Linked DNA regions of Homo sapiens: region 2 is linked to region 1. A link is a loop called in an ENCODE intact Hi-C map of the cell type or tissue named here. Cell type or tissue: CD4-positive, alpha-beta T cell. All regions are shown on one strand. Links, peaks and the distances in the headings refer to the core of each region. The heading gives the core; the rest is flanking DNA.

Region 1 (14,562 bases), core at 4,212-6,711:
CCCAGGAGCGAGCCGTGGCTTGGAACTGTGGGGGATTCTGGGAGGTTTTGCGCTCTTGCCACTAGAATGCGTCTCCATTAGCATGGAATAGTCAATGCATGGACATTTTTAATCCTCAGCCAACGCACTAATTAAATTCCTGGTTGCAGGTGGCCTGCCACACAGGGAGCTGTGTCCATAGCAAAGTATTTTCCAGGAAGAAGTGGGTTTCATATCAGGACTGTGAGTCACAGTGCAAAATACATGCGCCAGCACACATTCATACACCACTGCACAGAAGTTTCTGGAGAAGAACTTGCCCTCACCTTCTGAGATGTATTTGTTCTTACTCCTGCATTTGCTTCATAGACCACTAATGGGTTGCAATCCGAAGTTTGGAAAGCATTGTCTTATAGGAACATGGAGTCCAGGGTCCGGAGGTGGGGCTTGTGGTCTCTGTTGCTGTGCTGGATGGACACCGAGGGGAACAGGCTGAGGATGGACCTGTGGAACCACATCTTAAAGACGTTATTTAAATCTAATTTTCAGTTTGCCTTTATTGATTTGAGCTGACTGTGTTGATGCCCCTAGTGACTCTGGTGGGTACCTGCTCTGTGTCAGGGACTCTACAGCGGCACCATATAGTTTAATAAGGAGATGGCACCCTTTCCGTTTCTTGCTGTGCGGAAGTGGCCCAGAGAAACCGCGGGAAATGCTCCATGGAGACTGCCATTTTCTGTGACATTGGGCCTTATGCTGCCTTTAGATGTAGGCAGTGTCTCTTTCATGGTTTTTTGTTTTGTTTTTTTTTTTTTTTGAGATGGATTCTTGCTTTGTCTCTTAGACTGGAGTGCAGTGGTGGGATCTTGGCTCACTGAAACCTCCGCCTCCTGGGTTCAAGCGATTCTCCTGCCTCAGCCTCTGGAGTAACTGGGACTACAGGCGCGCACCACCACACCCAGCTAATTTTTATATTTTTAGTAGAAACGGGGTTTCACCATATTGACCAGACTGATCTCAAACTCCTGACCTCATGATCTCCCTGCTTCGGCCTCCCAAAGTGCTGGGTTTATAGGCATGAGCCACCACACCCGGCCCCCTTCATGTTTCTCAATTCCTACCTTTTCTCACCGGAAAACATTGCCAGAATTTTCAGACTAAGCTGTGGCTCCTGGCGGACTCTGTTCTGAGAACCCGGGTGCCGGTGGGCAATGCGCCCACCAATGCGGTGGGAGGCTGAGGGAAGACTCTCCTTTCTGGCACAGGTGGCTGTGGGACTGCTGTGCTCCTCTCACACCCAGGCTCCAGGAGGAGCAGCCACACAGAGGCTGAGATGGGGGGGCCAGGGCTGGGAAATGCTGTGGGTGTGGGCTGACTGCTGCCATCACCTCTAAGAATGGGGGGCTGCCCCAGGAAGCCCAGTGTTCCATGCCCTGCTGCTGCTGGAGCCCACCTCACAAATGTTAAGCCCTTGCCGCCGCGTTGCTGTGAACCGTTGTACTCCCTAGCATAAACCCTGTGAGTGCACTGGTGCACTGTCCACTAGGGAGGCTGAGTACATCAGAACCCACAGTTGGCCGGGCGCAGTGGCTCAAACCTGTAATCCCAGCACTTTGGGAGGCCGAAGCGGGTGGATCACTTGAGGTCAGGAGACCAGCCTGGCCAACATGATGAAACCCCATCTCCCTTAAAAATACAAAAAAATTAGCCGGGCATGGTGGTGTACACCTGTAATCCCAGTGACTTGGGAGGCTGAGGCAGGAGAATCGCCTGAACCCGAGAGGCGGAGGTTGCAGTGAGCCGAGATCACACCACCACACTCCAGCCTGGGCAACAGAGTGAGACTCTGTCTCAAAAGAGAGAGAGAGAGAAAGAGAGAGAGAAAGAGAAAAAGAGAACCCACAGTCAAGGAACTGCTGAATTTAGCAACAAACATCTTTTTACTAATTCATGTCTTTATTTATGAAGGAAGTTTCATTATAGGATTCCTTAAATAGCAAGAGTTTCTGTATCACATTTAGAACAGCATTAGGTTTACCCTGCTTTTACTGTGCTCTGGACCCAGCCCTTGAGTGTCTAGAGACACTCAAGCCATGGTTTCTACTTACATGGGACGGTGAGTTAAAGTTGATGATATTTAAGAGCAGTTTTAATTCCTGAATGCCATAATTCTGCTCAAATGTAAAAGGTTAGTTTACCATATATTTCATCACACTTGATCTATTGTCGAATTCACCAAGCACTGCCGTGTGCCCTTGCCAGGCATGCCATCAGAAAGGCCGGTCCCTGCCCTCAGGAAGTGCTGGCAGCCACACCCCTGTGCACCTGTTCTTCGCAGGGCAGACCTGGAGGTTGTTCCTCTCTACCACAGTTGCCTTGGGGGTACACGTAAAGGTGGTGTAGTTTTTTTCCTGGTTAGCCTTACTTTTACCTACCTTTTGAGAGGAAGAGAGGATTTGCTCGTCAGCAGTATCTTTTGCTGAACACTAAGCTAAATTCTAAGGGAAAATGCAAATAAAAACACCTTGCCCTTGAACTATTAGAAGAAATGAAAGAGACAAGATGAATGCAAGAAAAATACAGAGAACAAAACAGCACACAACAAGCAATTATTTATGTTAATTGGTGGCAGCTGTACAGAGCTGGGATGGGCGTGCTGGGAATGCTAGGCCGTCTGGGTGTCCTGGAGGTTCCTCCAGGGTGACTGAGAAACTGAAATGAGGCCAGCTCTGCAGGGTTTTTCCCCTCCCTTCCCTGAAGCTGTGGAATGGAAGTTGAATAAGACATTGCACTGAAGATGAGGAGGGTATGGTCCGGTACTCAGCACTTCATGTTCATGCTCCATGTCCTGGGCAGGGCTTGTCTGTGTTAATAAAGTTTTATTGGCATGTAGCCACACCATGTGTTTGTGTGTTGTCTGTTGGGGCTGCGTCCCTGTCTTCTCGGCAGAGCAGAGGAGCAGGGGCCGAGGCGGCATGGCCTGTGCAGAACCGTTCACCATCTGGGCCTTTGTGGGAAGCTTGCTGTCTGGGCTCCAGTTGCGTCTTCATGTAAACTCAAAGTAAACACATGTACACAATAAATATCAACAACGGATTTTCTGGCTAGGGTCTCGCAGACTAACAGATTTCAGTGGAGCTGGGTGTAAGCACATCTCTGTATTTATTCCCAATTATTTTTATCATTTTTAATGGAACTCTTAACAGCTCACACTCCTTTGGCATCCTCTACCACAACTGTTTAATGTGTGTGTGTGTGTGTGTGTGTCTTTTGAGCAAAGGCAGAAATCCCTTGTTTTGATTTCCTTTTCTCATCGCAGCAGTTGTAGCGCTCTGGCTTTATACGCTTTGAGAACCTAAAAAGCAACTGGGTCTCAACACCAACTCATGGCCTTTTTTTAAGTTTGTGTATGACATTATACACATATGTATAAATATATGTGTATTTTTGCTTCAGTGGAATGAAAATGTGCGTCACAGACTGTATGTTCAATGTTTTCTTTAGCTGCTCACAGTTATAGGATTGTGCAGAAACGCTTAGCTATCTTTGTTGCTTGTGTGCTGACTAATGAAATAATTGATTTTTCCTCTTTTGCATTTTTAGAATCAGAAGATTATTTTTTCAAGTAAGCTTATACTATAATTCAATGATTGATGGTTGAGATCTTTGCTCATATTTTCATTTTCAGAGATTAATATATGCATTTTGAAGGAGACAGTGTATTTAGTAAAACAAACTGAAATAGCTCCCCTTTTATATTTAAGCAAAATGGATAGAAAATCAGTAACTTGCTTTTGAATAGTACCTGGCAGTTTATGTGGTATTTTGCAGTTCAGTGTAGAAATAAATGCTACTTTTTTGTGACACAGCACACTTTTAGCTGAAACGTGGAGTATACTTTTACCTTGTACATTTTCATTTAGACTGGATTTTAAAGCTACCTTAGTTATTTTTTATAATAAATTCCAGAGTTTTCCAAAATTCTCTCATTTCTTTTAAAATGACACGTGTACAGTTCCATTCTTCTTTGATAATATGTCTACATTTATAAATATTTTCTAAATATTTCACATATTTCCACCATGCAAACGTGTGGAAATGTGTGAAATATTTAGAAAAAATGTGTACGTTTGATCCTCAACCACGTGGAATTTGCTTTTACCTTTTAGAGAAATCACACTTGGAGGTGATGTCATGTGTCCCTGATAATTACACGTAAATGTTGGCTGTTTTGTTACCTTCTGACCCACATAGGTCGTCTCTTGGGATAGCACAGGTAGCAGAGGATGCTGCAGAGGCCAGAGCCCTCCCAGCCCTGACCCCACACAGGCTCCTATGGAGGCCGGAGCCCTCTCAGCCCTGACCCCACACAGTCTCCTGTGGAGGCCAGAGCTGGGTCATGGACTGCAGGCTGCCGATGGGAGCAAGCTCTCATGCAGGAGTGGCTGTCTGTCCATTGTTGGTCTGTGGAGAAGGTTCTAGAGCCAAAGAACCTGGAGTCTAGAATCTCACTAATTAGATGTGGTCCCCAGCAGCATCAGCATCCCCTGGGAGCTGGTTGGAAATGCAGCCTCTTGGGCCCTGCCCCGGACCTGCTGAACCGAATCTGCAGTCACCACATCCCCGGAATTTGCAGGCACCTTAATCTCAGGAAGCTCTGGTCTGGATCTTCGCTTTCCCAGAACAGCCGTGCATCAGAATCACCTTTGGAGCTGATGAGACACTGCAGAGTCCTGCCCCAGCCCCGACAGATAGTGATTCAATTGGTCTGGGGTGATTCTGCCACCCAGCCAGGAGTGGGACCCGTGCTCTGAAATGGTCATCCCTGTTGGCTGAGGGGCGATTGAGAAGGCCAGCACCTGCTAGGTGTGTGTCTGGAAGTCTGCAGCAGCTTCAATTACACAGCCCAGCTGCTGGGAGCCTCATCTTTAGGACTCTATCCCCAAGTGGACATCTTATTCCTAAAGAGCACCCCAGGCCCTGGACCTGTGTGTAGGTGCCGTCTGCAGCCCCATGACGGGGATGGAGATTTGCAGGCGTCTAGCCACCCAGCCTCCACTCCCTTCCCTTCCTGTTCCCATGGAAACAGATTGCGGGAACACTGGGCATGGTGCTATCTTTACCCGGTTTTTGGCGATCTGAGGTCTGTTTCCATGGGAACTAGAAGGGAAGGGGACGGTAGTGGAGCAGCTAGACTGCTTTTAGATTTTGATGGCAGCCTCTGTGCTCACTGTAAAACCTGCTTTGCCCAAGTTTACCTCTAGGCCAGGGGTCCGTGCAGCTCTGAATGCAGCCAGGACTCATCTGGAGGAGAGGCCGGTGGAAAAGGAGGAGAAAAGGAGGAGGTCTGAAAATATCCTTGAAAATGCCAGTCATTCCCTTTTCCTCCAGGAAGCCATTTTTAGGTGTTGGTATAAGTTATTTAAATGCCATCTTTAGTTATTATTTCTTGTATGGTTTTATTGAACATAATAACATGTTTTTATTCAAAGGAAGTGAGGAGATGAGTCATTTCGATAGGAGTGATGTCTCCGACGTGGGGAATCCCTGTGGCTCGGCAGTGCGAGTGAGTCACAGCTGGCTCTGTGTGTTGGGCTGGAAATGAGGGCCTGCTGGGTCAGGGCAGGGCCGAAGCTGAGTGAGATGGGGAGGCTTGGGTTGGTGGTAAGGACAAAGTAAAGTGATGCTGACCTATTTAAGTATTTGAAGATGAAAAGCTAAATTCTAATCTAAGCAGGCCCTGGCCTGAGTGAATGCTCTGAGTGTTCAGTTATGGAGTGGAGTTTACTGGGGCAATCATGGTGCTCTGCTTTTCCCTCCCTTCCCTCTGTACAGTCAGGGAACAGCACCCTCTTCCTCCCTGCCAGGGAGCCTGCACCTGGTGGGAGGCCTTCTCCTCCTCGTTTCCTCCCGCCCGCCAGCGCCTTGCTCTTCAACACTGGTCTTGTCCACCGGCGTATGTGTGTTTCCCGATTTCAAGTGTATTTGTTAATTATCTAGTTTTTAAGTAAAAATAGAGGGTAGTTTTGGTGATTGCCTGGGGTATTGGGGATATTTGGGGAGCAGTGGCCCAGATTATCTTGGTGAAAGTGGCAGCAGCTTACTTTCCTTGGAGGAGTGAAATCAAGTCCTCGTTCTTGCCGTTTGAGGGAACTGTGTTCACTTCATCAGACTCTGGGAGGGAGGGTAGGCACGAGGTTGCTGTCTGTTGCGGGAAAGCTGCCCCTCCCTGCCTGTCCTCCCAGGCTGTGCGGGCACTGGCCTCTGTCTGAAGAAATGTGCTTAGGTCTCCATGCAGAGTAGGGGTTGGAATAAATCGATTCCTACTTGTCAACTCCAGTGGGGAAGGGAATAAATAAGGGCCAGATTCTGAGAGGGAAAAAGAAAAATCTAAAGAAGACATGACTTTCCGTGCAGAGGAAGTTGGCGGTCAGGCTGGCGCGGCCCACGGTCGCTTAGATCATGAAAGGCCTCTCAGAGCCTGTGCATCCCCATGAACAGCGGCGTCAGCTGCCAAGCATGGCAGTTATATTCCCTCTTGCCAGCGGCATCCTGTGGTTTTCTCTGGTGGATCCCAGGAATTCTCCTGCCTGGATCTGACGGTGGACATATAAGACAGACAGATCCTTTCAGCATCAGGTATACACAGGGGCTTCTTCTGCGGGTGAGGGCACAGCTCAGGATGAGACGGCTCCTGCAGTTGCCGATCAGTGCCTCTGAAGCCCAGCAAACTCAGCACACCCTCGGCGTCCGGTGCTGTGGAAGACTGCTCTATCACACGCGGTTCCAGAGGGGCCAGTTCTGTCTTCCAGGAGGGCACGTATCTTTACCGCTGCCTGGGCTGCCTGGCGGGATACATGGTACCTGTCTGTGGTGCTTTCCCCATGAATAACCCTCACTTGCTTTTCCTGTGTGAGAGCACACGCACGGGCCTTCGTTACCAAGGCAGTGGAAATTGGTCTAATGAACTCTTTCTGCCTGGCCGGAGGCCTCCAGAACACAGCGGTGGGGTTTGTGGCCCCATTAGTTAGAGACCAGGCAGCCTTCCCCTGGGTTCTCTGCCCTCTGTGACAGCTGCTCCTGGGGACAGATGCACTTTCACATCCTGCCTCGCCTGGCCTTGCAGGAAGTCAGGAAGCTCTCTCAGTGCTCCCTGAAGGTGCATCGAGTCGGGACTACCCGTCAGAAGGCTTAGTGTGCCGGGCCCCGCAGGTGGCATTTGATGTGTGTCACACCCAAGAGCTCCTCTGTCACACTCTTGGGTCTGCTCACTGCCGGTAACATCAACGCCAGAGCCATCCTCTGACAGCACTGTTTTGCATTCTGTCCTTCAGACATCGGCTGAAATATGCATCTCCTTGGATTTCTGTGGCCAGATTAAGTTATTTCACCAACATGAACTGACTAGGCTGCGTCACGTCTGTTTCCATAACTTGGTCTGCCTCAATGATGGTTTTGCTGCTTGAATTGCAAGTCATTCTTGGAAAGGCTGGTCTAGAGGTTATCTTTTTTTAGCTCTTAGATGAGTGCCCGTGCCTTCTCCCAGGTGGTTGTACAACCCATGACTTTCCTAGGGTGGCACGCGATTAACTGCAAATAATTTCTTCTTCTGGTTCCCTTAAGTGGGAGAAATAGCAGAGTGGTTGAACCGAAGTTTAAGTTCTAAGAGGATATCAGATGGGCCTGTATCTGTTTCTCCTCTTCAGGCAATAGAAACCGCTTCCTCTCTCCAGAGGAAAGTGGGACTTCCCCTACCTTTTGTCATAATGGACATACTCAGGCAGTGAGGAGTCATCATTCCGCCAGAGCACAAACTGCTGGCCAGTCCCAAGAGCTTCGCGAGCGTGACCCGCCATTGAGCCTACATTAAGTTGCATGGAGCAATAGGCAGAGCCTCGCAGGCCCATCCCAGACAACACAGAGTCTCCCCTGGAAATATCTAAGAAAAGTCTTACTGGAGCATTTCTGTCCACCCCCACTCACCTTGAATTGGATACCGAGTTGTGAAAAATTATATAAAGTGGACAGTTTTTCTTTGTCCTAAAGGAATATATATTCCTCAGATAATGAATGTGAGCAAATGAGACAGAAGTGCTTCATGAAAGCTCAGCTGTTCCCTGTGTGTTTGATTTAAGAGGCACTTGTGGAGCTGGTTTGGAGCTTGGTGAACAAGGAATGCTTAGGAGGCTTTGTGAACGCAGGCGACTGAAATGACTCTGATCGTTCATTTCTGTAGGGAACATTGGCTGTTATATCGCTGATCAGTTTGTCTGAGCCTTAAGGTGTAGGGTGTTTTGCTGCGTGTCCTGGTGTGGCCCCGTTAGTTAGGGACCAGGCAGCCTTCCCCTGAGTTCCCTGCACTCTGTGACAGCTGCTCCTGGGGACAGTTGCAGGTTCACAGGCTGCCTCGCCCGGCAGAGGGGCATGGGAGCACCCTACTTGTCAGAAGGGTGGTTTGTTGCCCTCTCTGTGCCATCTTTCGTTCTCAGGGCTGTGTGGAAGCTTGAGAGGTGCATGTGAAGAACTTAAAAGGTCAGCACTTTACCAAGGGAACAAACCACACAAGAAAAGAGACGGAAGAACAGCAGACAGGACCCTGCGTGATGATTTTCCGAGAAGGAGATGTAAAAACTTGGTCAAATTTATTATTTTTCTTTCTATTGCTGCTTTTTAAATGTTATATTTCAGTATGAAAACATGAAAAAAAGCCAATCAAATATCAAGAGCCTCTATCTTTTTCCTTTTAAAGGCAAGTTTCTTTCTTGACATTTTTTTCCTCTTCTACTATTCTACCACATTTCATACCAAAAACCTCACCCACACACTTTCTCTAATTTTGTATCCTTTCTCCTGTTTCTCTCTGTTGTTAATTTTAGCTGGCATGGAATGATTTGAGCTTTGATTTTTATCTATTGGGAACTTTTTAAAAAAATCAAGACAAATTAGCAGAGGAACTAGGAGATGAATCTGACGTTGTATCAGTTGGGTCAGATCAGAACTGGAAGAGGGTGGGCTGAGCCGTGTTAGAGACGCGATTTCATCGGCCATCTGCTGAGGCAGGTTGTAGTAATTTGGGAGGGGTGGTAACTTCTCCAGCCCTCATTAGATCTAGGGTTTTGTTTGTGTTTTCTCATTAGATACACAATGGCTCCATCAGGCCAGTGCCATCATTGCTTCCATTTTACAGCCAAGGAAACTGAGGCTCAGGGGCTTTAAGTAACTGCCTAAGTCACACACAGCCTAGAATGAGGTGAACCCAATGTGGCCAGAGCCCAGACTTTTGTCCTCTGGCCCCTTTGTATAAGGCTCTTGTTTGAGCATGTTTGAAACAGTGTGGGGCTGGGCACTGCCTGTGCAGTAAACTCCCAGCCACGATGTCCCCCATGGGGCACCCCCAGGCCAGCAGCCACTTGTGTGTGGTGCCCAGATGCAGGACAGAGGCCATAGATTGAAAAGGAGGTGACCTAGCTGAGGCTCAGCTAGAATTCTGTGCAGTACAGTCAGCATTTATTGGGTACCTGCTGTATTCTAGTCCCCATGGTCAATGCCAAGGATAATCAGGAAGCGTTGTCCAGAAACACCTGCAGAGGCAGACGAGACACAAGGATCTGGGCCCCATGGTGACAGGAGCTTGGTTTGTTTTGCTCACTGCTGTCTCCCCAGCTCCTAAAATAGTGCCTGCCAGAGTAATGACCCCACAAATAGCTGTTGAAATACTGAATGAAGAGATGCAGCTTTGGTGGCGTCCTGCAGGCCAGAGAGCAGGGAAGACTGTGGGCCGGCACAGGTGTCCCAGGGAAGCCTGCTGTGAGCTGACAGCAAGGAGTGGCTTGGCAAGGGAGATGAAAATTGTTTCGTACAAACAGCTTGTCGGTTCATATTCTTTTCTATTCCCACCAAAGAATGAGACAGCTCCCCCTCCCTTCCTGCCCACACTTGTTAGCCTATGGTCTGACCCCCTTCTTGTTTGCCTGTCATGCCCATTTTAAGCTGATTTTATCTGAAGAAAGCTGGAGTGGGGGAGATCCCTGGGTGTGGAGGATTGCAGAGGCCTGCCCCTGCCCGCCAGCCCCCTGCCCGCCAGCCCCCTGCCCGTCAGCCCGAGCCCTCACGCCAGGCCACAGTGGGAGCAGAACCTCTACGGGGGTGGGGCTGGGTTGGGAGGGGCATTGCCGCTGCTTGGCTGGTGGCCACAGTGGAGGTGTCTGTGATGTGCTCAGACCGGGCTCAGACCAGAATGCACGTCTGCTCAGGGATCATCTGCCCCTGGGCCAAGCCCTGACCCTTTCCCATTCCCTTGTGCATGTGGGTGCTGTGGGAATGGCCTGGTTCGGGCCCTGGAAAGCAGAGATCTTCCCAGTATTCCCTGATTCCCAGCGAGCGGCTGGTGCAGGTGTGCACGGCTGTCTTCCTAGCATTGCAGGCTCTCCCTCCTGAGCCAGTGTCTCCTGTGGCCGCTGTGTGTAGACAGTGGAACTGGAAGCTTGGGCCAGGATCCAGACACCTGGTTCCAGCCCTGGCTTGCATTCCTCCCACACTCATCTTCAACCTGTCCCCTCTCCCTGAGCCTCTGGATCGCCTCCTCCACAAAGCACAGGGGTCGGATATATGACTCCTTGCGGCTTCCTCTGCTGCTAGATCATATGAGTCGATAATTATAGACTTACTAATGCATTAAGGACAGTTATCCTGTTTATTTTAGGGGGAACTCTCTCCAACTTGGTTTGAATATAGCCTCAGGATTTATCAAGTGTTGGATTTGTCAAGGTGACATTTTAAAGAATGTTCTAATATAATTATTGCTTTTCCTGTTTGCAGCCTGTGTGTGTCTTTGAATCGATGTTTTGGGTTTTGTACTTGCTTCCTGAATTGGTGACCTACAGCAAGGCACTACGCTACCCTGAACTACATTATGCTGAACAAGTAACCAGATCCCACTGAGCTACCCAGGGTGAGGATGGCTTGGAGGTTGTGTTACAAAAGCTACATGTTATTTTGCCCCCCCACATCACAGAGATGAAAAGTAGCATGAAAAATTCATCACACTCCAACTCAGTCTTCCCTGGCTATAGGCAGCCTGTTTCTCTGACTTGCTCTCAGATTTGCATTTCCATGTGGATTTTCTGTGCTTCTGCACTGTGTCCCTTTCTTTTGTTTCTCTTTAGTTTTTTTTTTTTTTTTGAAGAGACAGGGTCTTGCTATGTTGCCCAGGCTGGAGTGCAGTGGTGCAGTCACAGCTCACAGCAGCTTTGAACTCATGGGCTCAAGCAGTCCTCCTGCCTCAGCCTCCCCAGTATAGGTGTGCACAGCCATGCCCAGCTAATTTTTATATTTTTAGTAGATATGGGGACTTTCTATGTTGGCTAGGTGGGTTTCAAACACCTGGGCTCAAGCAATCCTCCTGCCACAGCCTCCCAAAGCACTGGGGTTACAGGCGTGAGGCACCGTGCCCGCCCACTGTATCCTTTTTTATGCCCATTTGCCCTCTCTCTCGGCCAGAGACATGGCCATAGGGGACTTTTTGGAATGGGAGGGACCTCCAGTTTCACCTCCTCATTGTATAAAAGAGGAGATGGGAGCCAGGGCCGGGAGTCACCACGGGTACCAGAAGCAGAGTGGGTCCCCTACCTGGGGCTCTCTGCCTACGGCTGGCTGCCTGGAGGCAGAGGTGTTTTATTTGTAGCACCTCCTTTTCTTTACTGTTAGGAGATCTTGAGACTGACTGGCCGTTGCCAAGGTCTGCACTATCCATGAGCTCTGAGGCACTCACATGGAGACGTGTGACATCTCCCTTGGTGGGACACCTGGTCCCAGCTCAAGTTGGAAATAGCTTCTCAAGGGTCTTTTCCCCACTTTTTCTCCCATCTGTCTCATGACAAGCCCTTTGCCTCTTTGATCCTAAATGAACATAGGGTGAGATGATGCATAGGTGAGCTGTGCCGTGCAGCTCTCAAACATGGTCATTTTTATTTTTTTTAAATTTTGCAGCAGAGCCCCAGTTTGCCGAGGTTTAGAATGACCTCTTTGGTTGGCAGCGTTCCTTTCTCCCTGGAACTTCTCTGGTGGGTAGAGTGGCCAGGGATCGGCATCCACAGGCCGGGGCTCGGCCCTGAGCGTCTGTGGGGCCTGGAGCAGTCGCCATGGCTGTGGAGCTGTCACCTAGGTAACCGACATTCCGCCAGCGAAACAGTCTGTCCACAGCAGGAGGAAATAAAAAATGAAACTGCAGCGTCAATTCTTTATGCACTACGGTTTTTTGAGTGCTACTTTGATTTTGGAAAAAAGGCTGTTTCACTTCTCCATTGGATTTTGGCCTCCGTGCCCCTGTGTGACCCTCACATTTCCTGAACCCCATGTATCTGTTTTTACAGTGTCTTTTAATGAAAGATATAATACGGACACAGTTCAGTTTGTATTCCTGAATGACTCTGAGGAGGACTGCGTTTCATATAAGTTTTTGTGAATAACTGGTAAGGCAGACATACCCTGTAACTTACTTGGTTAGGTTTGTGAGTGTTCATGTTTTTAAAATGTCCCTTCCTGTGGGGGTGTTTTTCCATTTGACGTGCTCTATTTCCTTAGTAACTGTTGCTCTGTTATGGGAGGGACTTAATGACATTTTTCAAGTGCAATATTGAATTAATTTATTTCCTGGTTAGTCCTGCCCATCTTCCCAGTATAAATAGAACCTCCATGTGTGTGTGCGTGTGTGTGTGCGTGTGTGTGCGTGTGTGCATGTGTGTGCGTGTGTGTGTAGAATGATGACCATGTGCTTGCTGCCTTGGGGGGGATCTTGACTGTGACCTTGCGTCCTGGGTAAGTTGCCTCTTCCTGTATTCCCCCCTCTCCTTCTCTCTTGATTTAAGCTACTTGGGTTTAGGGAGCTTCCTGGGCCTCAGGAGTAGCATGGGAAGCAGTGCCTTCAGGGCAAGAGGCCCAGGGTCAGTCCTGCTCTCCTGCTGCCAGTGTTGGGCGCAGTTCTTGCGCCTCCATGGGGCAGCGCTTGCTCTCTCTCTGTAGCCTGAGGGCATTTAAGTCAATGACCTCTGAAGGCCTTTGCTGGATAGGACTTTGTGGGAAGTGTAAGTGCAGCAGGCTCACCACTTGTAATCATCATCTCAACTCTTCTAGTGGGGTGGTGGGAAAACCAGCCCGGAGGGTCCCAGCCAAGCAGGCTGAGGAGCAGCACCTCCACCTGGGAAATGCCCCTTGCCAGGCGCAGCTAGGGCTGGGTTAATTGTGTAGGTGTTTGCTGAGCCTTCTCTGCGCTGTGTATAGTACTCAGGGAAGCTTCACGTAAGTGTCTTCCTTCACTCATGTGTTCGCTCAGGAAATACGTATTTACTGGGCACCTGCTGGGTGCCAAGGGGAACTGGAGGATCTGCTGGCCACTGCCTTTGCTCTCATGGCACTTGTGGGGGAGACGGGCAGGCATGGTGCAATCAGGACACCCGTGTGGAGTCGCAACTGCAGATGTTTTGGGAAGCCGACCAGGTGCTGCGGGTTGTGTAGCAGGGTCTGGACTTAGACTGGGGGCCATCAAAGAAGCATCTCCAGGGAGGGTTGTTTGGGCTGAGACTGGAAAGCTGAGTGGCAGCTCATGAGCAGGAGGCTCACGAGAGCAGAAGATTGGAGGGACGGCCGGCAAGCAGCGTTTGTTCAGCTCCTCCAACTTTTACCCTTCCACGTGTTTGCTCCACAGATGCCCAGCATGGCTGTGCTGATTGCTGGTTGGTTTCTAAACTAAAAGCACACGTCTTGTCCAGAACAGGGCCTGCAGGCTTCTGCTGACTGTGCTGGCCCTCAGAGTTTTCTCTGGGTCCTGATCACCCACCCTGCGCTGCCTGTTGGTCACCTGACACACTTACTGAGTGCCGCTGGGTTCTGGCCCCTTCTGGGTGGTCACAGTCTTTCACTGAGCAGAACGAAGCTTGCACCTCTGCTGCGTATTCCTAGAAAGGGTAGCTAATCTTTGTTGCTAGCAGTGAGAAAGAAGACTTTTTACAGCATTTATAATTGCATTTTACCTTGAAAATTGCATTGGGGGAGACTCAGAGTGTATATAGGAATAGGCACGTTATCCATTGATGCGGTAACACAGCTGTGTTCACCCTGCTTTTGTTGGGAACCGCACACATCACTGTCCTAAAAATCCTGGCCATGACCACGCTTAGACCTCATGGGAGCTATTACACACCTGTGTCCAACCTCTCTTTTAGAAGATGTAAAGTTAAGGATTGGTGGGGGTGATTAAGCCAGCATAAGAAAACTGGGAAGTTGGTTGTTTCTTCTATTTTGATCCACATTGGCCTCAGTCTTTCCCATAGCCTTTTGACATGTGGGATGTATGATAACTTCATTTTTCTAATTGACATTTTGACAAATAATAACTGCATATATGTGGGGTACAATGTAATGTTTTGGTATATGTATGCATGGTAGAAATATTCAATTCAAATGAATTAATATATCCATCACCTCACCAACTTATCATTTTTTGTGGTAAGAATGTTAAAAATCTATTATTTTAGCAATTTTGAAATATGTGATACTTTTTTTATTAACTGTGGTCACCATGCAATG
Region 2 (14,562 bases), core at 6,603-9,102, 93 kb before region 1:
TGCTGAGTGATTGATGAAGAAGTGGGAATATATCATACAGTCCTGAATGTAGATTTCAGGGGAGTGTGACAGGTTTCTGTAATGAATAAAGTTTTTCTTTTGTACTCTTTTAAGTAATTGTATTGATTTAAATATTTTCAAATATCACTGTTATTAAAAGTAGTCCCTTTGGAATGTAAAATAGACACAATGTTGGGTAGCAGGAACTGTGTATGTGTTGAATTATTATTTTCAACAGAGCTTAAAGTCTTGATTAAAATAGTTAAAAATCATCAGTTTAAAAATGGAGTATCTTAAAGAGCTGGGCATGGTGGTGTGCACATGTAGTCCTAGCTACTGGGGAGGCTGAGGCAGGAGGATCATTTGAGTCCAGGAGTTTGAGGCTGCAGTGAGCTATGATTGTGCCTGTGAGCAGCCTCTGCACTGTAGTCTGGATACCATAGCAAGACCCTGTTTCAAAAAAAAAAAAAAATCCAGAAGAAATTTTGAAACAGGTTGCCAGGAAATTGGATTGGCATTTTGTTTTAGAATTAGAGCCTGGTCTTTTGACCCATACAGGTTTTGTCACTTTAGTTGGGAAGGAAAGATTTATTGATACTAATGGAAAATTAAAAATGAGTCACAAATTCTTACTTTGGAAATTCTCTTAGGGAGCTTTTTTGTTTTTAACCTTGAACTGTAGATAAGTAGATGCCAGAGAAGTGGCAAGGATATTTGACAAAAGTAATAACTACTGAGTGACATTTTAAGCACTGACTCAGGTTCACTGGTAAAATGAAATCAGTGCTGGAGAAGTTGTGTGTTCATTCTTTTGGGGTAGAACATGAAGCCAAATATCTTCAACCTATTTTGAAATTCAGAGCTATGGGCTCTACTCTGAAGGCTTGAATAAGTTCGGTTGCTGTGGCCTTTTTGTGACTAGACATTGGCAAATCATAGTTCTATTACTTTGGCTCACTTAAAAAAATGTTAATAGCACAACAAGCTGACTGTAGTCAATAATAACTTAATTATATATTTTAAAATTGAAGAGTGTAATTGATTGTTTGTAACTCAAAGGATAAATGCTTAACAGGATGGATACCCCATTCTGCATGATTTACTTATTTCATATTATATGCCTGTATCAAAACATCTCATGTACCCTGTAAATACATATACCTACTATGTGCACACAAAAATTAAGAATAAAAAAAATGTTAAAGGCCTCCCATGTGCCACATACTCTGCAAAGTGTTAGGGATGCCAGGATGACGGGGATGTGGTTTTTGCCCACAAGGAGCTAAAAGTTGAGTAGGAGAATGAATTTCCACTTTTGGTAGATGAGGCAGGGCAGAGGCCTGCTCTAATGTACAGATGTGTATGCGTTTAGTATATGCATATATGCTTTATATTATGTAACCCATATTTAATTACTAAGTTATTTTATTTATTTATTTATTTTGAGATAGGGTCTTATTCTGTCGCCCATGCTGGAGTGCAGTGGGTCGATCTTGGCTCACTGCAACCTCAGCCTCTTGGGTTCAAGTGGTTCTCATGCCTCAGCCTCCCGAGTAGCTGGAACTACAGGTGTGCACCACCACGCTCAGCTAATTTTTGTATTTCTTGGTAAAGATGGGGTTTCACTGTGTTGGCCAGGCTGGTCTTGAATTCCTGGCATCCTGATCCACCCGCCTCGGCCTCACAAAGTACAGGAATTACAGACATGAGCCACCGTACCTGGCCTAATTACTAAGTTACATTTATCAGTTTTCTGTTGCTGTGTAACAAATTATTATAAACTTAGGAGCTGAAAACAGTACTCATTTGTTATCTCACAGTTTCCAAGGCTCCACAGTCAGGCATGGCTTAGTTGGTTCTCTGGTCAGGCTGTAGTCAAGGTGTTGGCCAGGCTGTGTTCCCATCTGCAGGTTTGAGTATGGAAGAATCCACCTCCAGGCTCATTCATGTTGCTGGCAGAATTCATTGACTTGTAACTGCAGGACTGATGTCCCTGTTCCCTTGCTGCTTGTCAGCTAGGGGCTGCTCTCAGGTCCTGGGGAGCCCTTGTAGTGCTTTGCCAAGTGGCCCCTCACAGGCCCCATCATGAGGTGGCAGCTCGCTTCTCCAAGCCAGCAAGGGAGTCTGTCACTCCCTCGTTGCGGACTCCTATGTAGGTCGCCTGGTGTGGGGAGAAGCATTCTTTGTGGTATTCGGTTGGGTAGAAGCCAATCACAGCTTCCACCTACACTCAAGGGGAGGGAGTTGTACAGGGTGTAAGCAATTTGGGGAGTCACCTTAGAATTCTGCCCACCACAGTACCTTTCTGGTTATTTCATGGACTTCCGTTCCCAAGAAATCTGAGCGTTTGCGTCCTAGGAAGACTGGTGAGAGCAGCCCCAGTGGAGGAATAAAAACTAAGATCTGGAAAATCAGCAGTGGGTTGTTTTCATCTCTCAGCAGGCAGGAAACAGGAGGAGAAAGGAATGTCTGTAGGCTCCCAACACTGATGGGAAGGAGGTGTTTGGCTGGGGTAGAGCTCCGCAGGAATCTCCCAGGCTCCTCTAGCTAGGTGCAGCCGTGTTTTATCCGGCTGTCTTTACATGGGCTGATCACTCAGGAGTGGCATATGGCAGGAGCACGCTTTGGGGTACGAGCCTCCTGGAGAATGAACTGCAGCACACAAGCCAGACAGATGGTGGCTTAGTCCCCCTTGGACAAGAGTGTGTCCTGCACACTGGAGGGCGGGGTGCTGAGAGGCGCTTGTGGTGTCTGAGGCCGAGCTTTGCTGAGTTCACCTGAAACTGCTTTGGAGCTCGAGGCGGTCACCCGAGGATACCCGGCGCTCCACCTGGGACGGTGCGATGCCCACAGAGCATGCTCACTCAGTTGGGATGGGGATGCCAGTGACAGGTTGTATGGAATGGACAAAATCTGAAGCACCAGCTGGGAGGACACTCTCCTAACAGGATGGTGGGCAGGTAAAGGCAGCCTTGCAGGCAGAGTCACGAACGTTACCATCCCAGCAGTGTCACTGCTAGAGGGCTTGCCTCTTCCATGAAATCAGACATGTATTTCAGCAGAGGAATCACTGGGGCCTGCCCGTCTTAGGTGGGCCCATGTTGTCTTGAGACTGGATTGTCGTGAAAGAAGATGGTCTTTTCACAGCTTTTAGAGTGTGTATGAATTTTAAGAAGACCAGTCCAACAGGGATACTATCTGTTATTTGGCCTCTCATCAAAGAGGAGGCCCGTGCCTCTGCAGGAACAAGCGTGTGTCCTTTAACAGATGAGGACTCGGTGCCCCTGTGACTGAGTGGAGGCAGAGGGGGATTTTGTCCCAGTTTGGTAATTCTGTGCTGTAATTCTTCTCTCTTCCTTCCCTTTATTACTTGATGCCTATTATTGCATTTTTATTGTATTCATTTTGATATTTATGCCTCTTCTCGTGACAGCCCTCAAATATTTAACTGTTTTTGAAACTTGAGAGGGGGACACACAAAAAGAAACATGGCTCACAGAAGTTCTTCATCTTTCTTTCTAGCGGTTCAAGCTCTACGTTCGTGACATCAAACCTCCTGTTGGGCCATTTCCGAGAACTCCCATCAGTTTCTGTATAGTGTAAAAGGTAAGTGGAATTACTTGTGACTGTTCTTTGTGATGATGTCTGGGAAGCAGAGCTTGTCGCGGCAGGAGCTGCTCTGCAGTGGTGGACCTGTCTGGCTGCGTTTGTTTTGACAAGGGTGTGCCTCATTTGTGTGTTTCTTCTTTGGGGCTGGATGTTAATGGCTGGGGCTTGGGTATCTATTCACAGTAGAAGCTTGGGTGACACCTGTGTGTTTTCAGAGCCAGCCCTGGTGGGGGACAGTCAGTGGCAGAGCTGGGAGATGCCCAGAGCCCCCTACCTGGCATGCCAGCTTCAGCCTCTGGCCTCAGGATGCCCTGCTCCGCTCGAGACGCCATGTTTTCTCAGTTCATCTGTGATTTTAGTGATGCTTATTCTGTCTCATTGTCAGGCTTCACTTGATGTCAAAGAACATGAAGTGAAGAAATACATGAGAATTTTCAGGAAGGTAAGACATTCTATAAAATATAAGGTCCATTTTTTTCCCTATATTTTTAATGTGCCTGGTGGTGGGACTCATTGCTTATGGGAAATCCCTTTCTAGAATGTAAGCCTTATGAGGGCAAGGACCTCCCTCTCTCCCGCTTGTCTTCCTTCCTTCCATTTATTTTTTCTTCAGGGTCTAGAACAGTGCCTGCAGTGTCAGGAGCTCGATAAAACTTTTGGCAAATGAAACAACTTGATGAGGAATCCCCCCTGAAGCTCTTGGAGCATAACCCAGCCTTTTCCTTTCTGGTTGCTGTTGGCAGCAGAGGAGGCACCTGGAGAATCCAGGAGGATTTGTGGTGCTTCCTTGCTGAGGCACACAGACCCTGGAATGTAAATGGACTTTTTACAGTTGGGTGCAAAGCAGTATGCATGGCAGAGCAAACCACGCCTGGGTTCTGTGTGGGGGCAGCTCCTCCACTGCTGAGCTCGTGTGTTTCTCTCCTCTCTCCTGAGTGAATTTCATGCCCAATCGATTGGCTCTCGGGAAGCTGGGGTGGAAAGAGCTCACGGGGAACACCCAGACCGCACGCCTTGTGGATGTTCAGTGACTGACTAAATGCTTGTTATTCACACGATCCCTTTATTAACCTGACAGAACAGCACGGTGTTTGAAAATCCCTGCTCTTCGCTGGCTTGGTGGGTGTGGAGGAGCTGTTTTTCTTCCATCGTTTGGCACACCCACCGCCAGTTTGAAGTGGGCGGCGGCAGCGCCTCTCTACCAGGGCTGACAAAAGCGTGGGTGCAGTTTCATTTCTCTTTTATTGTCTCAAATACAGTTGCCATTGAATTGACCCACCAAAAACTAGCACTGTCTTCAAGTAGAATTTTACTAGGTAGCGGAACACACCACTGGACTATGCCCCCGAAGACTGAAACTTGAGTTACAACATTTCAGCAAAAGTAAAAATAATTCTTGCAAATGACATAAGTATCTGATTTTCCCCCTTATGTGGGGTTACCTCACTCATCAATTAGTTTAAGCAACTTTCAAAATTGGTAATGGAAAACTTTGTCTTGACTGTACTGGTATATGTGGATTTTAAATTAAATACAGAGCTACGTTGCTTCTCCTGATAATCAGAGCAGCTAAAGAAGAAATCACTATCTCTGCAGAACTGCGTGGCGCTTCATCGTCATGGGCAATTTTCAAGCACAGACTTAGATTGCGAGGCGTCGTAAGAACTTTCACACCTCTAAAATAGGTTCTTACAGCTGACTGTCCTGGAATTTATATTTGCTCTGTTACTTGCAAAATTTTGTCCCTTAAGCAGCTCACAGCTGGACTGTGAGACATTCCTAAGAGCTGATAAAATGGACAGGTGGTATTGCCTTCTTCTGCTTTCTGTCTGCTTGCCTGGGAGGGCCCAAGGAGGCCTAGAGCTTTGCGTTAACTGCAGGATGTGCCTGTCTCCTTGTACAGTGGATTTATTTGGACTTGGTTTTAAAATGCAGCCTGGTCCCCGTGTTTAGGTTGTTATTAAATGCACTTTTGAGTTTTTCCCTCCTCGATGAATCTGAAAACATATGCCCTTGCCATATGGCGTTTGTGTGGGGAACTCAGAAGCCACAGACCTTGGGTTGAGTTCTGGCGTGGTAACTTTCATTCACTTTGTTACCTTGGCAAGTCCTAACCCTCTATGAGTCTCAGCTTTTCTCATCTTTAAATGGGATAATATTTATCTCATGGAATTACTTTGAAGATGCCTAATTCAGCATTCCATGCACAGTCGTCACTCAACAACATGTTGGCTGTTATTTTCCACCCTAATGCTGGCTTTCTGCTGTGATCTGTGTGCTGGGGGGATTGGAGGAAAATAGCAGAGGTCCTGCTCTCTCTGTCCTCTTTCAGGACTACGGAAGTTTGCTAAGGAATTTCACACGGCATCCTGCTGGAGCGTGTGGGGGAGTGCTGCTGACGTGATTAAGCACAAAGGCACTGGGGTGTGGGCAAAGAAATCGTTAATTCAGGCTCCCTGCACCATTCCCTGACCTCCGCATAAGACAATGCAACCTCAGACTGAGATCTGGCTGGCTGTCAGCACAGACTGGAAAGGTGCAGCTGGAGAAAACTCCACCTCTCTTTTGGTTTTCTTCTTGGTCCTTAAGGGATCTGAAGGCACCGGTGCAGACCAGGGACCATGCGGATGTCTTCCAGTGTGAGACCAGTGGTCCCTGTGGGGAGACACACTGGAACAATGAAAAAATAACCTTAGACCCAGGCAATGCATCCCGACCTGAACTTCTATCTTTGCTCAATTTAAACTTTTTAAGGTAAAATCAAAGAGGACCAATAGTACTGGGAGAAGCAATCATTACCTTTGAATATAGGTCCCTGCTGTCTACACTGGTAAATAGAGTCCTGCTTATTTTCACCAGATGTGTGTATAAAGTGATCTTCGGCACCGTGCAATAAAACAGATTAACTCGTGAAAATGTTATCAAACAAAAAGAATTGGAATCCCAGCACTTTGAGAGGCTAAGGCAGGAGTATCGCTTGAGCACAGAAATTTGAAACCAGCCTGGGCAACATAATGAGACCTCAGCTCTACTAAAAAATCAAAAAAATTATCTGGGCCTGGTAGCTCATGCCTGTGGTCCCAGCTACTCAGGAGGCTGAGGCGGGAGGATCACTTGAGCCTGGGAGTTTGAGGCTGCAGTGAGCTATGATCATGCCACTGCACTCTAGCCTGGGCAGTACAGCGAGATCCTGTCTCCAATCTCGCCCTCCACCCCCCTCAAAACAAAAACAAAAACAAAAAATACCCACAAAAGACAATTGGAGTTGTCATGTGAATGACCATCTAATGCTGGGGGCTTCTAACTTGAGGAGGACTGAAACTCAGCCTTGAAGGTGGTTCCTGCAGGGGGTGCCCCGAGGTTTCCCACCTGCATGGGCAGTGGGGAAGCTGTGGGTCAGAGCTTCTGCTGGCCTTTCAGGTTGCTATCAGGGAAGTGACACCAAGGTGGCCAGTGCTGGGATCCTGGGAGGGATCCCAGGTTTGGGGGTTCTATTCAGGGGTCTCCCTTGGCTTCTGAAAGAGTTTCTGAGTTCTTCAGCCTTATTTGGGACCCCTCTCTGTGTCTCCCATGTCTCCTCTTACCTCCTGTCTCCTCCCGGACCTCTGTCTACCCAGCATCAGGGGACTGGATTCTGAAGCTCCATCTCACCATTGTCCCCGATTCTTCAACTTCAGGGTTGTATTAGTCCGGATTCATGCTGCTGATAAAGATATATCCGAGACTGGGAAGAAAAGGAGGTTTAATTGGACCTAACAGTTTTGCATGGCTGGGGAGGCCTCAGAATCATGACGGGAGGCGAAAGGCACTTCTTACATGGCGGCAGCAAGAGAGAATGAGGAAGAAGCAAAAGCGGAAACCCTTGATAAACCCATCATATCTCATGAGACTTATTCACTATCATGAGAATAGTATGGGAAAGACTGGCCCCCATGATTCAACTACCTTCCCCTGGGTCCCTCCCATAACACGTGGGAATTCTGGGAGATACAAGTCAAGTTGACTTGTGGGAACACAGCCAAACTCTATCATCCTGCCCCTGACCCCTCCAAATCTCACATCCCCACATTTCAAAACCAATCTTGCCTTCCCAATAGTCCCCCAAAGTCTTAACTCATTTCAGCATTAACCCAGAAGTCCACAGTCCAAAGTCTCATTTTAGGTAAGGCAAGTCCCTTCTGCCTGTGAGCCTGTAAAATCAAAAGCAAGCTAGTTACTTCCTAGTTACAATAAGGGTACAGGTATTGGGTAAATACAGCTGTTACAAATGGGAGAAATTGGCCAAAACAAAGGGGCTACAGGGCCTATGCAAGTCCAAAATCCAGCGAGGCAGTCAGATTTTAAAGCTTCAAAATGATCTCCTTTGATCCCAGGTCTCACATCCGCGTCACACTGATGTAAGAGGTGGCTTCCTGTGGCCTTGGGCAGCTCCACTCCTGTGGCTTTGCAGGGTACAGCCTTCCTCCTGGCTGCTTGCACATGCTGGCATTGAGTGTCTGTGTCTTTTCCAGGCACACGGTACAGGCTGTCTGTGGATCTACCATTCTGTGGTCTGGAGGATGGTGGCCCTCTTCTCCCAGCTCCACTAGGCCATGCCCCAGTAGGGACTCTGTGTGGGGGCTCCCTAGCAGAGGTTCTCCATGAGGGCCCCGCCCCTGCAGCAAACTTTTGCCTGGGCATCTAGGCATTTCCATACATCTTCTGAAATCTAGGCGGAGGTTCCCAAACCTCAATTCTTGACTTCTGTGTACCCGCAGGCTCAACACCATGTGGAAGCTGCCAAGGCTTGGGGCTTCCACCCTCTGAAGTCACAGCCTGAACTGTATGTTGGCCCCTTTCAGCCACTTCTGGTGTGGCTGGGACACAGGGCACCAAGTCCCTAGGTTGCATACAGCACGGGGACCCTGGGCCCAGCCCACAAAACCACTTTTTCTTTCTGTGCCTCTGGGCCTGTGATGGGAGGGGCTGCTGTGAAGGTCTCTGACAAGGCCTGGAGACATTTTCCCCATGGTCTTGGAGATTAACATTAGGCTTCTTGCTATTTATGCACATTTCTGCAGCCAGCTTGAATTTCTCCTCAGAAAATGGGTTTTTCTTTTCTATTGCATAGTCAGCCTGCAAATTTTCCAAACTTTTATGCTCTGCTTCCCTTATACAACTGAATGCCTTTAACAGCACCCAAGTCACCTTTGGATGCTTTGCTGCTTAGAAATTTCTTCCACCAGATACCCTAAATCATCTCTTTCAAGTTCAAAGTTCCACAAATCTTTAGGGCAGGGGCAAAATGTTGCCAGTCTCTTTGCTAAAACATAGCAAGAGTCAGTTTTGCTCCAGTTCCCAACAAGTTCCTCATCTCTGTCTGAGACCACCTCAGCCTGGATTTTATTGTCCTTATTGCTATCAGCATTTTGGGCAAAGCCATTTAACAAGTCTCTAGGAAGTTTCAAACTTTCCCACATTTTCCTGTCTTCTTCTGAGCCCTTCAAACTGATCTGATTTCTGCCTGTTACCCAGTTCCAAAATCACTTTCACATTTTCGAGTATCTTTTCAGCAGTGCTCCACTCTACTGATACCAATTTACTGTGTTAGACCATATTCACCCTGCTGATAAAGACATACCCGAGACTGGGAAGAAAATAGGTTTAATTGGACTTACAGTTCCACATGGCTGGGGAGGCCTCAGAATCGTGGCTGAGGGCAAAAGGCACTTCTTACAGGGCGGCAGCAAGGGAGAATGAGGAAGAAGCAAAAGCAGAAACAAACCTATCAGATCTCGTGAGACTAATTCACTATCACGAGAATGGCACAGGAAAGGCCCTCATAATTCAATTACCTTCCGCTGGGTCCCTCCCACGATATGTGGGAATTCTGGGAGATACAATTCAAGTTGAGATTTGGGTGGCAACACAGCCAAACCAAATCAAGGGTTAAGAGTGGCATTGAGAAAATCAGAAATGCAGCAAGGGCATCAGGGATGCCGAATGCCCTTGTTCATAGTTTGGATTAGAGAATGCCAGCCCGCAGGAAGAAAGTCCCGTGGTGGGAACACCACTTTCAGAGGTGGGAAAGAGAAACTTACCACCTCTGCCACTTCTGCCCATGGCCTGAGACCTGGGCCTCGTCTCCGCCTGCTTGTTGGATTCTGTCTTCTGTGATTAGAGTTTATTAGTTTCTCATCAAGCAGACCTGTGGAGTCATATGGGATAAATACTTTGACGCTTTGCTTTAAACTCAAATGCGCTAGCAGCTCCGTCAGTTCATGCCTAGCACAGCATTGTCAAACTGCTAAAAAGCCAGCAAATTTTCCACCTAAAATTTTGTGGGGGAGGCCAGGGTGGGGGATGTGGGGAAAAGATGTAAAAATAAACCCTCAGATTCTGGGTTGCTTGGTGGTGTGTGTATTTTTCCGTGGTGCGGGAGGTTAGAAATAGCATTGCTTTTTATGGGATTCTCAGCAGCAGCTTGAAAATTTGGCTTTGAGGATTTGGTCTCCCTGTGTGGGTGAGGTGAGTCCTCTGGTGCGGTTTGGGGGGCAGTGCACCCCAGCACCTCCCTGTCCGTTTTCCGCCTTCCTGCCCCTGCTCGAGGCCACCCGGATGAGCTGTGCTCGAGTGTGAAACACGCTTTGCCAAGGTCAGGTTCCTGAGATGACTCGCCCGTGGCAGCTGGTGCCAGTGTTAACAGACTGCATCGCAGCAGTCCCCATAAGTCACATCAGTGCATCTGTGAGGGCAGTCGCAGGGAGGGGCGTCCTTTGGGGATGTGGCATGTCGGACGGGCTGTGCCTCTCAAGCCGATGTGAGACGACCTCCCCTTGACGTCCTGACATTGGTTGGGGGCGTGGGCTGCCCTTTCAAAGAGAGTCCTGAGGGATTCTTGAAATTTGTTATATAGTTCTTACAAATGGAGGGAGGTTGCAGCGTCCCTCTCAAGTGCAGTACAGAAGCGAAATGTGAAGGAGACAGGCACTGGGACAGTGTTTGTAAGCCCCAGGGGCCCAGGGGCATCTGTGAATTCCTTGAAATGTTGCCAGTTCCTGGGGAGAATGCCAGGGCTTTGATAGGATTCTCAGGAGGGTTTTGACCTCCAGAAAGGGTTAAGAGCACTTGCAGTGGAGCACAAGGTGTGTGGTTCATTTGGCTTGGGGCAGTCACTTCAGTGATGGTCAGATTGGAGGTGTCATGAGTGGGCAGAGGGTGACATGGACAGGCTTGCCGAGGACAGTCAGGGGACAGGATTCTGTTGTCAATTGTGTAACTTAACATGGGGGCCATTGGAGGTGTCTGCTGGGCTTTTCCTTTGTAGGCTTTCTTCTTGAAATTCATATAATATTTTAAAGTTGGCGTGCTTCCTGCAGGAGGCTTCGTGGCGATGCTGGGTTAGCTTAGTGAGCTCAGTGCTTGGGAGAGGGTTCCGCTGTGCACAAGGGGTCTGGGGTCTGTCTGCTTAGCCTGACGCTTTAACAGTTTCCCTCTTTTTGTCCTGGGATCTGGTTTGCTGGGGCTGTCCACATTTTTCCATGTCTTTCTTGAAACTCGGGGGTTGTGGTAGGGAAGTCAAGGCTGCACCCTTGTTAGAGAATGGTGGGGGAAACTCAAGCCAGTCCTTCAACTCAGCTTTCACAGCACACTGTTAACTTTGTTTCTCAAACTTTTTGTCCCTTTAAAAAAAACTGTGGTAAGATATACATAATGTGGAGAAGTTGGAACCCTTCTGTGTTGCTGGAAAAAATGTAAAATGGTTCAGTTGCTATGGAAACAGTATATTTTAACCATTTTTAAGCGTACGGTTCTGTGGCATTAAGTACATTCACGTTGTGCAACCATCACCACCATCCATTTCCAGAACTCTCTCCATTTTCCCAAACCAAAACTGTGTACCCATTAAACATTAACTCTGCATTCCCTCTCCCTCCAGCCGCTGACACCCATGGTTCTACTTTCTGTCTCTATGATTTTGACTGCTCTACATACCTCATAAGTGGAATCATGCAGTATTTGTCCTTTTGTGTCTAGTGTATTTCACTTAGCATAAAGTCTTCAGGGTTCACACACATTGGAGCCTATCTCAGAATCTCCTTCCATTTTAAAGCTGACTCATATTATGTTGTCCTTGGAACAGGAAGACGAGAGCTAGAGATACAGTTGGAAAAGAAAGTTAGGGTCAAACTATAGAGTTTTGTTATTTATTTATTTTTAGAGACAGGGTCTTGCTTTGCCACCCAGGCTGGAGTGCAGTGGCACAATCATAGCTCACTGCAGCCTCAACTTACTGGTTCAAGCAATCTTCCTGCCTCAGCCTCCTGAGTAGTTGGGAATACAGGTGTGTGTCACCATGCCCAGCTAACTTTTAAAATGTTTTGTAGAGATGAGGTCTCACTATGTTGCCCGGGCTGGCCTCGACCTCCTGGCGCCATGAGGTTTTGAATGCTCTGCATAGATTATCCCATACGATGTGGGAACCACTGCACTTTTCAGAGGAGACAGTGTCATTAGATGCGTGTTTAGGAAGCTGAGTCTGGTGGCTGAGGGTGGGAGTCAGTGGAGAAGGAGACGGAAGCTGAGAGGGCCAGCCAGGAAGGACAGTGAGGAGCTGTCCCTGGCCTGGGGGACAGGGCCTGAGCTGAAGCAACAGCTGTGGAGAAGAGGCCTGGGGTGGAGGGATCCGTGCGCCGATTGTGTTGGTAGCTGGAATGTGCAGGGCAGGTGGGGCAGAAGGTGGATTGCAGAGTGACTTTTGGGCTTCAGTCTTGGGTAAAGAGAAGGTGGTCTGAGCGGAGACAGCAGCCTAGGAGGTGGCGCTCACTCCGAGTGGAGAGCCTGGACCAGCCCGTGTGGCTGGATGCGTCTGGAGGGCAAATGTGGGGAAATGACTGGAGATTGGCTAGAAAGCAGTCAGGCTGGGAGAAGTCACCACACACAGAGACTTGGTGTCACCCGCAACAGCACAATCCCCACCAGGACGTAGAGGAAATAAGAAAGCAGCCCTCTGGAGAGCAGGAGAAGTCTGCAAATATCTTAGTATATCTTTCTATGAAATACTGTCCCATAAAGTACAGAAAGATACACTCAGATGTCTTGATCTTGGTGCTGTAATGACATTTATTATAGTATAATCAGGATGATCTGTTCTGTTATCAAGTTTTTGTTTGTTTTTCATGATTTTTCAAAAAACAGTTGTTAACACTTTTTAACGTTTAGCCCAGGTAGGAGGATCACTGAAGGCCATGAGTTTAAACAGTAAGGTTGAAATGAGTTTGCCTTCTGTATCTCTTGAGTTGTATCTGATAAAGAGAAACTACCCGGTGCTTCCCTCTGGAGAGTGGGTGCAGGGTGGGGACATCCTCTGGATAAGTAATTGGCTGGTGACTACGACGGCGCCACCCTATGGTGTGGGCTTCTGTAACCTTCTCCACTGTCTGCCCTCAGGTTATGGGGTGGGGCGGGAGGTGCCCAAATTCTTATTCCTACACTCTTCTGATTTCACATTGAACTTAGTGTGGATGGATGGAGAGAGAAACACTTATTATGAGGATTGGATTTAGTCCCAATTGAAACCTGGTAATCAAATATTTATTTCAGAGAAAATGCAAGTAATTAATATAAGCTTCCTACAATTTAGAATAATTAGTGGAAGAATGACTAGAAAATACTGACATTGGTTCAATACAGAGAAAAACGTTAAAAACCTTATCTCACAAGAGGCAAAGACATTAAGGCAAAATGTACCTGCATAACTAGTTTTAATTTAGTAATTTGGGTGTTTAGGTATTTTTAGAAAATCTCATATAAACGTAGAAGCCGTCAGATAAATGACCAGATGCTACTATTATCCTCTCCAAAGTGATCACTCTATTCCGTGAAGAAGGTGGAATGGGAACAATTACTAATTTGTATTCCTTTCACATTTTGAACTGAGGATTTACTTCTGTAGTAATCCTAATTGTAATATTTGGGTGGTGGTTTTAATCAGTAAAATGTCTGGCAGTTTTATAATCCTCTAGATAAATGTGAGTTGAATGTAATGCAGAATGAAATAGGCAAATGTCCCAACCTCAACTTCAGGTGAATAAAGGAAAATGATATCCTTTTAGCCACCTTCCATTAGCTTAGCCAAAATTACACTGATAAAGGTCTCTTCCCTATCTGTTTAAAGGACACGTGTATTGAAACTGAAAGATTAGTTTAGCTATCCATATTAGAGTTGTTTATATTAAAATTGTGTCCAATTTATAGTAAAGAAAAATTTAGTTGCTAATAGGACCAGATACACAACTTTGGCTATTTCAAGTTAAAATATTGCTGAAAAATTCTATTTCAACAATCTAAAAATAATCTGTAAAGGTGTTAGCGCAATATAGTGACTATGAAAGAAAAGCCATGCAGAAGTCACTCTGCAAGGTGAGTCATGGGGCCACAGTAGCAGCCCCGCAGACCGTGGTCACTCTGCAAGGTGAGTCACGGGGCCACGGTAGCAGCCCCACAGACCGTGGTCACTCTGCAAGGTGAGTCACGGGGCCACGGTAGCAGCCCCACAGACCGTGGTCACTCTGCAAGGTGAGTCACGGGCCACGGTAGCAGCCCTGCAGACCGTGGTCACTCTGCAAGGTGAGTCACGGGGCCACGGTAGCAGCCCCACAGACCATGGCAATTGACCGCACCTTCTGCACTGTGATGACACCCGCAAAGCATGAGGACCTCCTGATATGACTGTCCTACTTAGAAGCACTTAAAACACCACCTAGGAAAGAAATGAACAAGCACAGAGCTTTGGCAGGAGAACTTAGGCACTGTGGAAACAGCCTCATCCAAGCCCCAAGCCTTCAGGCATTTTGACATCTGGGGACTTTTAGAAACACCAGTCAGGCCTCATAAGGAGCTGGGACTCTGTTCCTCTTTGCAACAATTCAGAAGGCTCCACTGCTTGGTATTTTCCACATGGCTGTAAAGGTC

What was found. A loop is a pair of places that touch in the nucleus more often than their neighbours do. Peaks named below come from ENCODE experiments on the same cell type or tissue, not always from the same donor. Only the 100,000 strongest peaks of a DNase experiment are listed, where the experiment ranks them.
Region 2: it touches region 1 in a loop (4-fold over the local background); 11 of 110 quality-filtered maps call a loop at or near these places.

What each region holds. Positions count from the first base shown.
Region 1 is chr18:13,369,933-13,384,494 of GRCh38, forward strand. The region is part of intron 2 of LDLRAD4 (low density lipoprotein receptor class A domain containing 4); the gene reads left to right. Among named protein-coding and RNA genes, the nearest start is that of LDLRAD4-AS1, 50 kb to the right of the region's middle. RefSeq lists enhancers at 5,186-6,385, 5,386-5,515, 9,884-10,385, 10,386-10,885, 11,577-12,201 and a silencer at 7,618-7,912. In CD4-positive, alpha-beta T cell, for the core only: no CTCF peak of the experiment used is centred there; DNase peaks (open chromatin) are centred at 5,539 and 6,439; H3K4me3 peaks cover 749 bases; H3K27ac peaks cover 2,034 bases.
Region 2 is chr18:13,274,583-13,289,144 of GRCh38, forward strand. LDLRAD4 (low density lipoprotein receptor class A domain containing 4) reads left to right here. Exons shown (of 7, transcript NM_001378100.1): 2 at 3,523-3,606. Among named protein-coding and RNA genes, the nearest start is that of C18orf15, 42 kb to the left of the region's middle. RefSeq lists enhancers at 4,815-4,924, 5,629-6,129, 6,130-6,630, 11,734-12,287. In CD4-positive, alpha-beta T cell, for the core only: no CTCF peak of the experiment used is centred there; a DNase peak (open chromatin) is centred at 8,029; H3K27ac peaks cover 545 bases.